Regions from separate parts of the Mus musculus genome. Here region 2 is linked to region 1. A link is a contact called in ENCODE Hi-C or POLR2A ChIA-PET data. All regions are on one chromosome and are shown on one strand. Each heading gives the region's core, a stretch centred on a gene start or an enhancer-like site at or near the end of the contact. The rest is flanking DNA. Distances are from core to core; before and after follow the strand shown.

Region 1 (5,282 bases), core at 1,789-4,288:
GGAAGAGATAAATGTGTGTCAGACTGACCCAACTCCTTCTGCAGGAGGAATTTACTAGCGCTCAGGATCCAAGTCGCCCGCTCCCCATTCCTGCTTGAAATCCAGAGTACCTGCTCTTGGATCTCTATGGCGCTCCCAGAGCTTGGGACTGGCTGGGAGCCATGTGATATTGATTTGTTTTCACCATGGCAACAGCAAATTAAAACAACGAGCAGAGTGAAGGCAGGCTGTTCAGCAGTAGAGCCGCATGACCAATATATTTCACAAGCATCTTTTCCTCCCTTCCGCCGGGTTTTAGCTCTCCTTTCCGCCACACTCATAGATTTCTTACAAGACGCGAAGTCAGAACTGAAACTTAGGCCAGCACAACTCTAGGAAGCCCACTGCTGGCAGAGGTTGGCCTGCCCAGCAGCTTCTAGAACATTAGGTGAGACGGATGGAGGAAACGCTAACAACCATGCCTTGACTTCCTTGGAAATTTCATTTGTGGCTTAGGCATCTTTAGAAAATTTATAAGAAACGGAGAGACTGGAGGTTTTGTATTTTGTAGCCTTATATCTAAACAGCCCAAGACATTGCCCACAATGTTTCCACACAGAGGCCCCTTCCCTTTGTACTTTACACAGTGAATTGTCCCAGGAGACAAACAACTTTTGTTACTGTTGTTTGTACAAAACAGGTCCCTAGAATTCTAGGAGAGAAAGTGTAATAAGTATTAGGTCCCTGAAGAGAAACTGAGGTAGGCACTTGCTCAAGGCCACACTAAGTAAGTGGTGCAGGAGGGCCAGCTGGTAGTAGGGACTCCAGGGAACTGCAGTGTGCTCTAGCCCAAATTCTTTCTTTAAAAGGAACCTCAATAAACACTAACCTTTCTCCAGATCCGTACAATCAAGGGTGTGCAAGAGGAGTGCCACCTGTGTCACAGGGTTAACAGCAGGGACTAGTGTATTTTATTTCCTTTGAGCCATCTGCCTTAGGACACGGTGCTGTATCTATGAAAGCAGCTGTCACCCACCAGCCAATCAACCTTGAACTTGGTAGCATAACCTGGGCCTTAGGTAAAGTTTCCAGGGGGGCTGGGAATGGGCCCCCTGGGATAGGACCCCCTGGGACGGGACCCCCTGGGATAGGCCACACAGGAAGGCTTACTGAGCCACGACACAGAGCGAGTTAGACCAGAAAGAAAGTGAAATCCGGCTCCCTGAGGCAGGCCATGGCTTTTCTCTAGCCAAGCCAGAAGCCTGCAGAAAACCTGGGCAGACAGGCAGGTAGGCAAAGTTGCCCTATTTGGCCTGTGAGGGGGGATGGATGGGCTGTGGGTTTAAATGGGAAGACATAACTCAAGTCCTGCCAACTGGGAGTTCGAATGTTCCTGGCCTGGACATAGAGAACTATTCCTTTCCACAAGCTGAATAGAAGAACACACAGCAGAAATAGTTGGGGGATGACGTCAGGAGTTCTGGGCTAGTGTCCTGCACTTCTCCTTGAAAGTAAAAACCGTGGTACGTGGCATTGCCCTTATTTAAATGAGCACTGCTCTCCCTCAGAACGGAGCAAACGAGAGGAAGAAACTTCCTCTTACATAGATGATAAAATGTCTCATTTAATTTTTGTTCCTTGTTGCTGCCTAAATATAAAAATGCCCTAATAGACATTTTCCGACTTAATCTTTGTCTTTTAAAGAGACAGTAAGGCTTTTTTGAAGAACATTAGAACATTCACGGAGGTGGCAGTTAGGCAAGTTTTTTTTCCCCCCTTCGCTTCAGTGCTTGCTAACTATTCTAAAAATGTTACACATTTATTGTAAACACATGCTTCCAAGGCCTAACAAAAAAAACACGGTTTCCTCAGCCTGGCAGAAATTTAAAACGGAAAAGGGCAGAAAGAATTCTTTAACACAGAGAAAGCCTTCCCTTCTCCTGGGCCAAGTGTGTTAAAAATAAATCTGCTTCACCCTTTCCAGCCGCTGCTTCTCGGCAAGAAAGTTGATCTGGCTGGGCATAGTGAGAGCCCAGCTTTAAAAGCTAGCCTGCTCTCATTAAATTATTCTGCTGGCTGTGTGTTCTCATTAAAAATGCATACAGATCAGATAATTGCAGTAAGCATTATTAACCCAGCCTTACTTTTGAATATAATGGTTCCACTTTTAAGCTGGAAACAAAGACAGAGGCTGCCAGGAAAAGCAATGTAAACATTGAACCACAGTGTCTAAGACTAGCCAGGAAGCTTCCTCTTCTGCCCTGGTGCTGCTTAAAATGTGCTTTTGAAACTCAATTAAAGCCATTGCCCTGTAGCACCAGGGTGGCCCCCAATTTCCAAGAAACAGACATATTTTCGTCCCAAACGTTCAGCCGATGATTATTTAAGCAGATTTTTTTTTTAAATTCTTAATTTCAAGTATGTTTTCAAAGAACAGGAAACACGTAAACTTTATTCTGTAGCCCACTCTGGCAGTAAAAAACCTCCATTATCTTAAGATAATCCTGGCCTGGATCTTTCAGATAATTAAAGATAATAATAATAAACAAATCTGTCCTTTAAATAAATAAATAAAAACCTCGGTTTTTTTTTTTTTTTTTTAATGCCTCACCCTAAACGGGCGGCGTAGATTCCAGCTTTGCCGTTTCTTGTTCTCAAATCCAAACGTTACGTAAAACTCCAGGGTTTCCTGCGAGTATTCCGTTCGAATTAGTGGAATCGGTCTCCCTGGCTTCCCTAAGCACACACATGGAATGCAGCATACTGCAGCAAACTCTTTAAACATTAAAAAAAAATTGGGGAGGGGGGGTTGTTTCTCCTACCTTGTTTAGCTCTGCTCGTCTTCCCCATGTACAGTAACCCCAAGAACATCTGGCAGGACCGAGTGGCCGTGGCTTCTCCACCGCATCATGAGGAAGGGGGGTCCATGCAAATAGTTCTCCGTCCCTGTTTATTGTACTCTGCGAGCCGCCGGCCGTGGCTGGAAAATTTTACCTTCAGATGATGAAGCAAAGACAGTCTAAACTCTGTTGCTGTGAGCTGCAGCCCTTCCTTCCCACAGGCCCCGCCCAGGCTCAGCCCACCAATCCCCGGCCAGCTCGTCAGCCCTCCTCGTCTGAAACTGGTCCTCATAGGATGACTGACACAGCAACACAGCGCTGGCAGGCTCTGAAAACAGTGCGTCCATACTGATGGAAAAGGGATCTCCCTCTCCGAGGAAAGCAGTCATAGCTCCGAGACAAAGTGGCACATAATTGGCAGAGCACAGAGAGGGGTAGCTCAGACAAATACGCTTCGAGACACCCAGCCCGTAGCTGGGAGTTGCATCATAAACACTCCGGGAATCACGAAACTCCTAAGATGGCCAAGAAATCCAATTGGATCCCAAACTAAAGTCTTAGGGCGTTTGAGGAAGCATACTGACATAGATGTACACATTCGTTTGTGAGACAATTCAGTGTTTTTCATGCAAAGTGATACCTTACGAAACATTTGCAGGCAATTTCCATGACGGAGGGAGGCTATAGCCAAGTTGGATTGCACACTGAAGACCAGACCATGCTTGAAGCCCCAGCACACAGCTTTTCTAGAGAGCTGTCATTTCAGTGGCTACTTACTGGAACCCATATATTTTCCATCTAAGTTTCCAGAGCACTAGAGACTTCAATTAGGGGATGCCGAAGGACAGAACTGATATCTCTACATTAAGCTTTGAGGCTCTTGGCTGGCACCCACTGGGGGATTAACTGTGTCTTAACCTTCTTAGATGCCATTTGATAAATGCTCATACGTTGCCCATCCTGTCTTTAGTGCCGCAATGACTGCTGGAGGGCGTTTACTGCTGAATACACATGGCACTGACCTAAGGGACATCCTCCATTTTCAATCTACAAAGGTTGACCCACAGATGCCAGAGGTTCCCTAAGATAAAGCAAGAAAAAAAAGAACGGAAAGGGTTATTTTTTTCTTCTTCTCAGTCAACAGCATTTCTGCATGCTTTGAAAACAAAAACAAAAACATATGGCATTTAGAAAACACAATAAGCACACATTTTCCTTCCACAAAACACAACATTTTGCATCTTAAAAATTAAGTATGAAGGTCCCGTGACTAACTACAGGCAAGAACAAAGATCCTATTCATCTGAAAGATTGAGCCTCTCTCTCTCTCTCTCTCTCTCTCTCTCTCTCTCTCTCTCTCTCTCTCTCTCTCTCTCTCTGCAACTGTTTAACGAATGCATCTGGAATGGAGTAACAGGGCAGAATGTAATGGTTTTGGTATTTTTAGATTTTGGAATTGTGTTCTTAAAACACATCATTTCTTGTGACTTGTGGACTAATTTTCTTCAATAGAATATCTTATTTTACTCCTCTTCACTTTAATCTCTAATATTGATTTTCATTTCTAGTCAATATTATCTTTGATAGGCTTTGGTTAAGTCTGTTGTTTTGTTTTGTTTTTCCTGGAAAGTTAAATTAGCTACATTTAAACAAGTGGAAATCTTTTTAAACTGTTAATACACCTATGCACACATACCTGAGTGTTGATCTCAAACTTACCTTCTTCCCCAGCTCCTCCTGCTTTTGACACGAAATCCCCATTTTTTACAATCTTATTACTTAGACTTTAGTCTCTGTCAAGCCCATTTCTCACCCAGAGACATTAAGCCTCTTAGTGTTCTCCTCCCAGCTCGGCCAGAGCCCTGACCTATTCCCTGTATGGTACAAAAGCTAATTGATAGCCTCTGGTCCTCAAGGCACGTCGGTTCTGGTCTTCCCTGTTGCCAGACAGGTTTTTCTGAAGTCATGTAAAGTCATGTTCCTTTTACACTCAAACCTGTCCCTCCATAAAATCCAAATTACAGACTTTCAAGGTCCTGCTAAATGTGGCCCCTGCCTTTATAGTCCACTTTAAGTCTGCCATTTTCCTAAATGAAGCTCCCTGCTCTCTACCCCATGTTCGCTTCCCCTCCTTACACACTGTACAGACCTCAGATCACCTGCCATTTCTTCAGCTATGCCGGCCTCACCCACATCAGCCTCTCTCATGTTCAAAAGGCTTCTGTACTGGTCGTTGTCCCAGACTATTTTAAGCCTCTAACAATGCAGCCTTGTGTAGCTAGCTTGCCTGAGCTGATCTTGCCATTTTAGAAGGCTAGGTCTGTGTCCTACATTAATTAAGAGAATGTGCACAAAGCATCTCTACAAAGGCTGGTGTGACAGAGCTGCACTAGAGGATGTCTGTCATTGGCGTAATTTCTGTGTTGGACAAGAAGTCACACACAAACATGCTGGTTATTTGGT
Region 2 (5,332 bases), core at 1,137-3,636, 38 kb before region 1:
GCAGCCAACAGACATACATTTAAAACAATCAATGCATTGCTACAGCTGTAGGTTATCTAGCAATGAAGGCACATATGGATCAGAGTCGAAAACTCACGTCTGCGTGGATGTGTGATACTGCATGGGAAGAGGTTGTCACAAGCACGGCCAGTGGCAGAGTTTTTCAAAGATGCACTTTTGTTAGCTGGGACTCAGCAGCTGTGCTTCTGGAAGCTCACGGTTGCCCCCAGTAGTAAAAGGAGGAACTGGGAGAGAACCTGGAGGTGTGTGTGCAGTACCTGCCTGAATTAAATCCCCAAGTAGTCAGGGAACATGCTTCAGTTTGCACAACTGCTGTCATCTTTAACAACTCATAACACTCAGCCATCCCAGAATGTTGATGTAGACAGATAGAGCAGAGTCGAGGTCTCAGCTTCTATCAACGTGATTGGACTTCTGACATTATAACTGTCTACCTGGACACTTAGTGGCCATGAATGACCGTTGCCATTCTTCATAGAATCATGCAAGACATCAAAGCCCGTTCACTCACATCCGGTAAGTTCCAGAGCTGTGTGAGTTTCCACAGTGCACCTCAAGGAGGGGTGACACTCATGGAAAAGAATGACAGGGGTCTCAGGATGTCCAAGCACACTTGGGGACATTGAGCCAGCATAGTGAACACCAAGGACCTCAAACAGCACTGTAAAAAGGATGAGGAGACTATGCCTGGAAAAGACTCCCTAGGGAAGCACAACTCTCAACATGTGTCCTGGAGGAGCTCGTAAGAAGTAGGGGATTGTCCAAAGGCTGGAGCAATGGTTGCAGAGAAAAGGAAAAACCGTGGGGGAAAACTCAGCTGTAGTGATGGCTGGCAAAGAAAGACCACGTACAGATCCTGAGTGATCGTCAGCAAGCGGTAACCTTTGGGGGTCCGTGGAAACGGGAAAGAGATGAGGCAAAGAGAACTTCAAAGTGTGTGTTCTGCGTGGGCAGAAGGACCTGATGCGGTGCTCCAATGAAGAGCATCCATCAAGAAGTCAGGGCCATTTGGAAATACGGCCACGAGGTGACATCCAAGTTACCCAAAATGGCAGCTCAGGCCATGGGATGGCTAAGAGACAGATACACTCCCTGAGCGAGAGCAACGACAAACCAGACTTGTGTGTGTCTCTGGGAGACTAAAAGGCAACCTGAACAGGACTGAGCACAGTTCACTTAGCTTCTTAGTCGTGACAGAAGAGCAAGGCAGACCACAGAAAAAGCAAAAAAAAAAAAAAAAAAAAAACAGTCAACATAGGCGTCTCTTAGCCATCCAGTAGGAAGGGAGGAAGAGGCAGAGCACTAAGATGTGGGTAGCCTCCATGCCCGCTGTGGCAGGGACAGCAAGGCGCATGTGTGGACAGCTGATCCGCAGTGTCATTTTTTCTTGATTCTCCAGGTGTCGGTTCTTGTGGTTGTGGAGTAAAGACAAGAGCAACCAAAGCACAGACACAGCCATGGTGTACGTGCAGGCACAGGGACAGCAGGACAGACAGCAGGACTGCAGGGGGGGTGATGCCCATGTTCTGCCCCCATGCTGGATGTACTGGATGGGACCTTGGGCAGCTGTGTTTCTGGAACCTCAGCTCCTCAGAGTAATCAGAGGTTGAGGCGAACACACAGAGGAGGTGGGCAGCCTCCCCAACTCTCCTTCCTAGGCTCCCTTCTTTGGGGGGTTGGAAGGAAGGGAACAGGAAGGAGTTTGGGAAGACGGTGGGCGAGAGTGGGAGTTGGTGAGCTAGAGATGACCGGCAGAGGAAGGAGGAGAGAGGACACCAGCAGCTCCTGGGACGAAAAGACAAGCTGCTCAATTCTTCCTCGGGGTAGAAAGAGGGTGGCTTGAAGCCACACAACCGGAAAATCAACTCTAGGTAGCTCCCCGTCTCCACCACTTCAGTCAGGTCAGGGGGTGGGGTGGGGCTGGGCCCTTGGATGCCACCGAAAGTGAGAACAAGGATGTTGGTAGTAACACAACACTGGGGGGAAAGCAGAGGCAGAAATATCAAGTGTGTTAGACAAAGAGGCTTCCAGGGAGAGGCAGCCTGGATAGAAGACTCTGGACTTGTGTCTTTCTTTACCCACTCCTGGCTGGCTTAGAGTAGCGATATGCGAAGAGAGATGCAAACACGGGTTAAGGGTTTTGAGATACAGTGTACACGACCCAGAAGTCCAAAGGCCGAGGGAGATTAGCGTGCAGGAGGCAGCAGCTGAGGTAGGTGGCAAGGTTATTCTCCCCCAGTAGAAACTGTGTATGGCATCTTGGGAGTCCATAAATATCTCCATATGTGCATATGTGTGGCTGCGTACATGCCAAGCCAGAGCAGTGAGTGACGTCAGACCTGGGAGTGGCCAAGAATGGTTAGACCAGGGCTCAGCACACTACAATGGCACGTGCTCAGAAAACACAAGAGTCAGCAGCTTCCCAGAATTCTACCCACTGCGTGGCTGCTCAAAAGGTGAGATAAGAAACACACACACAGGTGTCACCTAGCGAGAGCCAAGAGCTGGACGGCCTTGAAGGAAGCACAGGGTAGAACGCACTGACATTTAACAGCTCTCAACCTGGGGTTAGCATATTTAATGGTGAGATAAGACCAGGGTAGTGCTTAGAACAAACATTTACTGAGCATCATTTGCGATGAGGCTTTTCAGGTGGAAGGGAACACAGATGAGAACTATGACAGAGTTCATGCCTGGTGGCCTGTGCTCTTTGGAGGAGGAGGTGGCCGCATGTGGGAGCCAGAAGGGCTGATACAGGCGCACCCTGTAATGCCTTCTAGGCCTCTGCTTAAGCACTCCTCTGTCCAGTTTTATGGCTCTAAACTCAGGCAATGTTTATAGCTTTAGACAGCTATGTCTCCCACAGACCCATTCTCTCTGCTCCTGTCTCTCTCCTTTGTCCTTCTCTTCCCCTCAGACCTGAATACAATACACAGGTGAGCAACATGGATGACCCTTAAGAGATTTGGGATCTGGCGGCTCTCCATCACCCAAACCACCTTTATTTCTGTGTTTATTTCTAGCATAGGCTCTCAAGACATCTATTCGGGCTACTTCCCACCTCACCCTTACTTCCCACCTCACCTCTACTTCCCACCTCACCCTTACTTCCCACCTCACTCACTTCTCACCTCACCCACACTTCCCATCCTCACCCCTACTTCTCATCCTCACTCACTTCCCACTTCACCCCTACTTCCCATCCTCACCCCTTCCCACCTCACCCCCTACTTCCCACCTCACCCCTACTTCCCATCCTCACCCCTACTTCTCATCCTCATCCCTACTCTTCATCCTCACCCCTACTTCCCACCTCACCCCTACTTCCCACCTCACCCCTACTTCCCATCCTGACCCTTACTTCGCACCTCACTCCTACTTCCAATCTCATCCCTACGTCCAACCTCATCCCTACTTCCAACCTCACCCCTACTTCCCTTTAATTAGCAAAAAAGGAAAGTAGTCAGAAATATAAGCAGATCAGCCCTCTGCCCACCTACATGTGAGTTTGACATAGTCAACAATGGCTTCATGGTTGGTGCCATGCCTTCTCTGACCAACAATCTGCAACAACCTTTGTGATTGGCCCCACAGCTTCTCTGGTAATCTCTCTCCTCCGTTCCTTCCTCCCAGCCATTCTGGCCTTCATCTGGGTCCCAGGGTGACCAGCGCATCCTGCCTCCACGCTTTAATCTCCTGGACCCTTCTGCTGGCAATACTCTCCCAGACAGCCACGCCTTGGAGGTCACCCTTCGGGGAGGCCTCTTCTGATGTAATATTTCATCAGTGCTCCTGTTCGTGCTGGCTCTCCCTGCCTGCCGTCTTCCCTCCAAAGCCCTCGTCAGGTTTCAGTGCTCACACATTTATTTTACAACTGGAATGTAAAGGGACTGAATCTGTTGTATATCCCCTGGCATCTAGCAAAGCACCTAACTTGGGGACATAGCAAACACCGAACAAATCCCTGCTGAATGAGGAGTGAACACATGAATGGGGAACACATGGCTGGACAGGCTCCAGAGCTCAGTCTGAGCTTTGTTCCATCTTCAAGATGGGACTTGAAATAGTCCTCGGCCACTGTTGTTCTTGCTATTATTTCTGCTCCCCAGGAATCCAGTTTGTGAGCTTTAAGAGGGAGGGGGGCTTGGCAGTTTCTAAAGCCACTTCTGCCCTTCAAGCTCTGTGGCTGTTCGGTGACTGGCGAGGCTGACTTAAGGAGAGATGTATTTTTAGGGACTCTTGTGAAAATCTTATCAACTCGACTGCGTTTGACCTAGATTCGTTAGCAGGCCCTTTGAGCCATGGGATCTAATGGGAACGTATGTCACGGGAAGGGGGACATTTGCAGAGTGCAGACTTGGGGGATCTAGGAGTAGAGGTAGTGGTGCTATCCTCGGAAGGCACTTGGCAGGTCAGGAAGGAAGGAAGAAAGCAAAAAGGACTGAGAAGGCTCGAGCCTCAGCAGCTCGATGGCTGAATTAGCCTTCCTCCTGTTTTCTCTCCCACCAACACAGAATCCGAGTTATTTCTCAAGCCAGGTCTGAGTGGCAGCCACCTCAGACTTCCTTGTGGAAAGAAAGAAGCTGTTGAAGGCGCAGACCTGCAGAAGGGCGGTGGTGCTGGTGCCTTGAGCTGTCTGGGGGAAAGGCTGTTGAGCCTGAGAGGCTATAAAAGAGGGTGCTCCATTGCCCTCCCTCTTTGGCTTGTCTTATTCTAGCAAGCCGAGCAACATCTCAGAATAACTAACACCCCAGAGCTGATGCATCCCTAAGGACACCTCAGACAGTGGCCTCCTGTGAGGCAGGGCTAAAAGTGTGCTTTCTAAGGTAAGGACATCAAGACACACCATGCAGAGAACATTTCCAGCTCTTTGCCTCTCTCCACTTCTGACCAACATTCACTACTTGTGCAGGACAAAGGCACCCTGGAACAGAACCAGACATGACATACTGGACAGGAGAGTTCCACGAGTTTCCTTAGAAAGACAGAAACCTGCTGGCTTGCTTGAACCCTATAGGTGTCAGCACGGACAGACCTGTAACCTACACAAGACATACTCCTTGAATGGTGAGAAGAGCAAGCCTTCCTCACGCCCTACCGTGTGAACACGAAGAGCAGAGCCCAGAAGTTCAGGAGCTATTAACAACGGCTCAAAACCAGATTTTTTTGCTTTCCAGAGATTTTACTCAACTCTAGAAGAAGGGAGTGTCTGAGGGGAGGGGTGGGATTTCCAGCCACACTTCTTTTAGCTGCCATTGATATGGAGGAACTCAAGCCACAAGAATGCGTGAGTGGGCTACCTAAGTGGGTT

Evidence for each region. Hi-C counts contacts between places; a loop is a spot of excess contacts on that map. ChIA-PET counts read pairs that join two places held with the same protein, here RNA polymerase II (POLR2A).
Region 2: a loop to region 1 is called in a map of heart, with 1.9 times the contacts of the local background. The contact joins the enhancer-like site here to the promoter of Mbnl2 in region 1. A Hi-C loop is called at or near these places in 7 of 37 maps with a recorded cell type or tissue (Patski, T-helper 1 cell, adrenal gland and 3 more). POLR2A ChIA-PET finds 5 or more read pairs at or near these places in 5 of 5 experiments (Patski and embryonic stem cell).

Annotation. Positions count from the first base shown.
Region 1 is chr14:120,273,425-120,278,706 of GRCm38, reverse strand. It overlaps Mbnl2 (muscleblind like splicing factor 2), which reads right to left and starts at 3,038. Exons shown (of 8, transcript NM_207515.2): 1 at 2,802-3,038. The region is part of intron 2 of Gm52122 (a long non-coding RNA gene); the gene reads left to right.
Region 2 is chr14:120,310,255-120,315,586 of GRCm38, reverse strand. All of the region lies in intron 1 of Mbnl2 (muscleblind like splicing factor 2), which reads right to left. The region is part of intron 2 of Gm52122 (a long non-coding RNA gene); the gene reads left to right. Among named protein-coding and RNA genes, the nearest start is that of Gm52122, 7.3 kb to the left of the region's middle. Within about 2 kb of position 2,386, at least 2 of the 3 ENCODE cell types and tissues checked have a DNase peak (open chromatin) inside an H3K27ac peak, as active enhancers do; they include heart, where a contact is called at or near this core.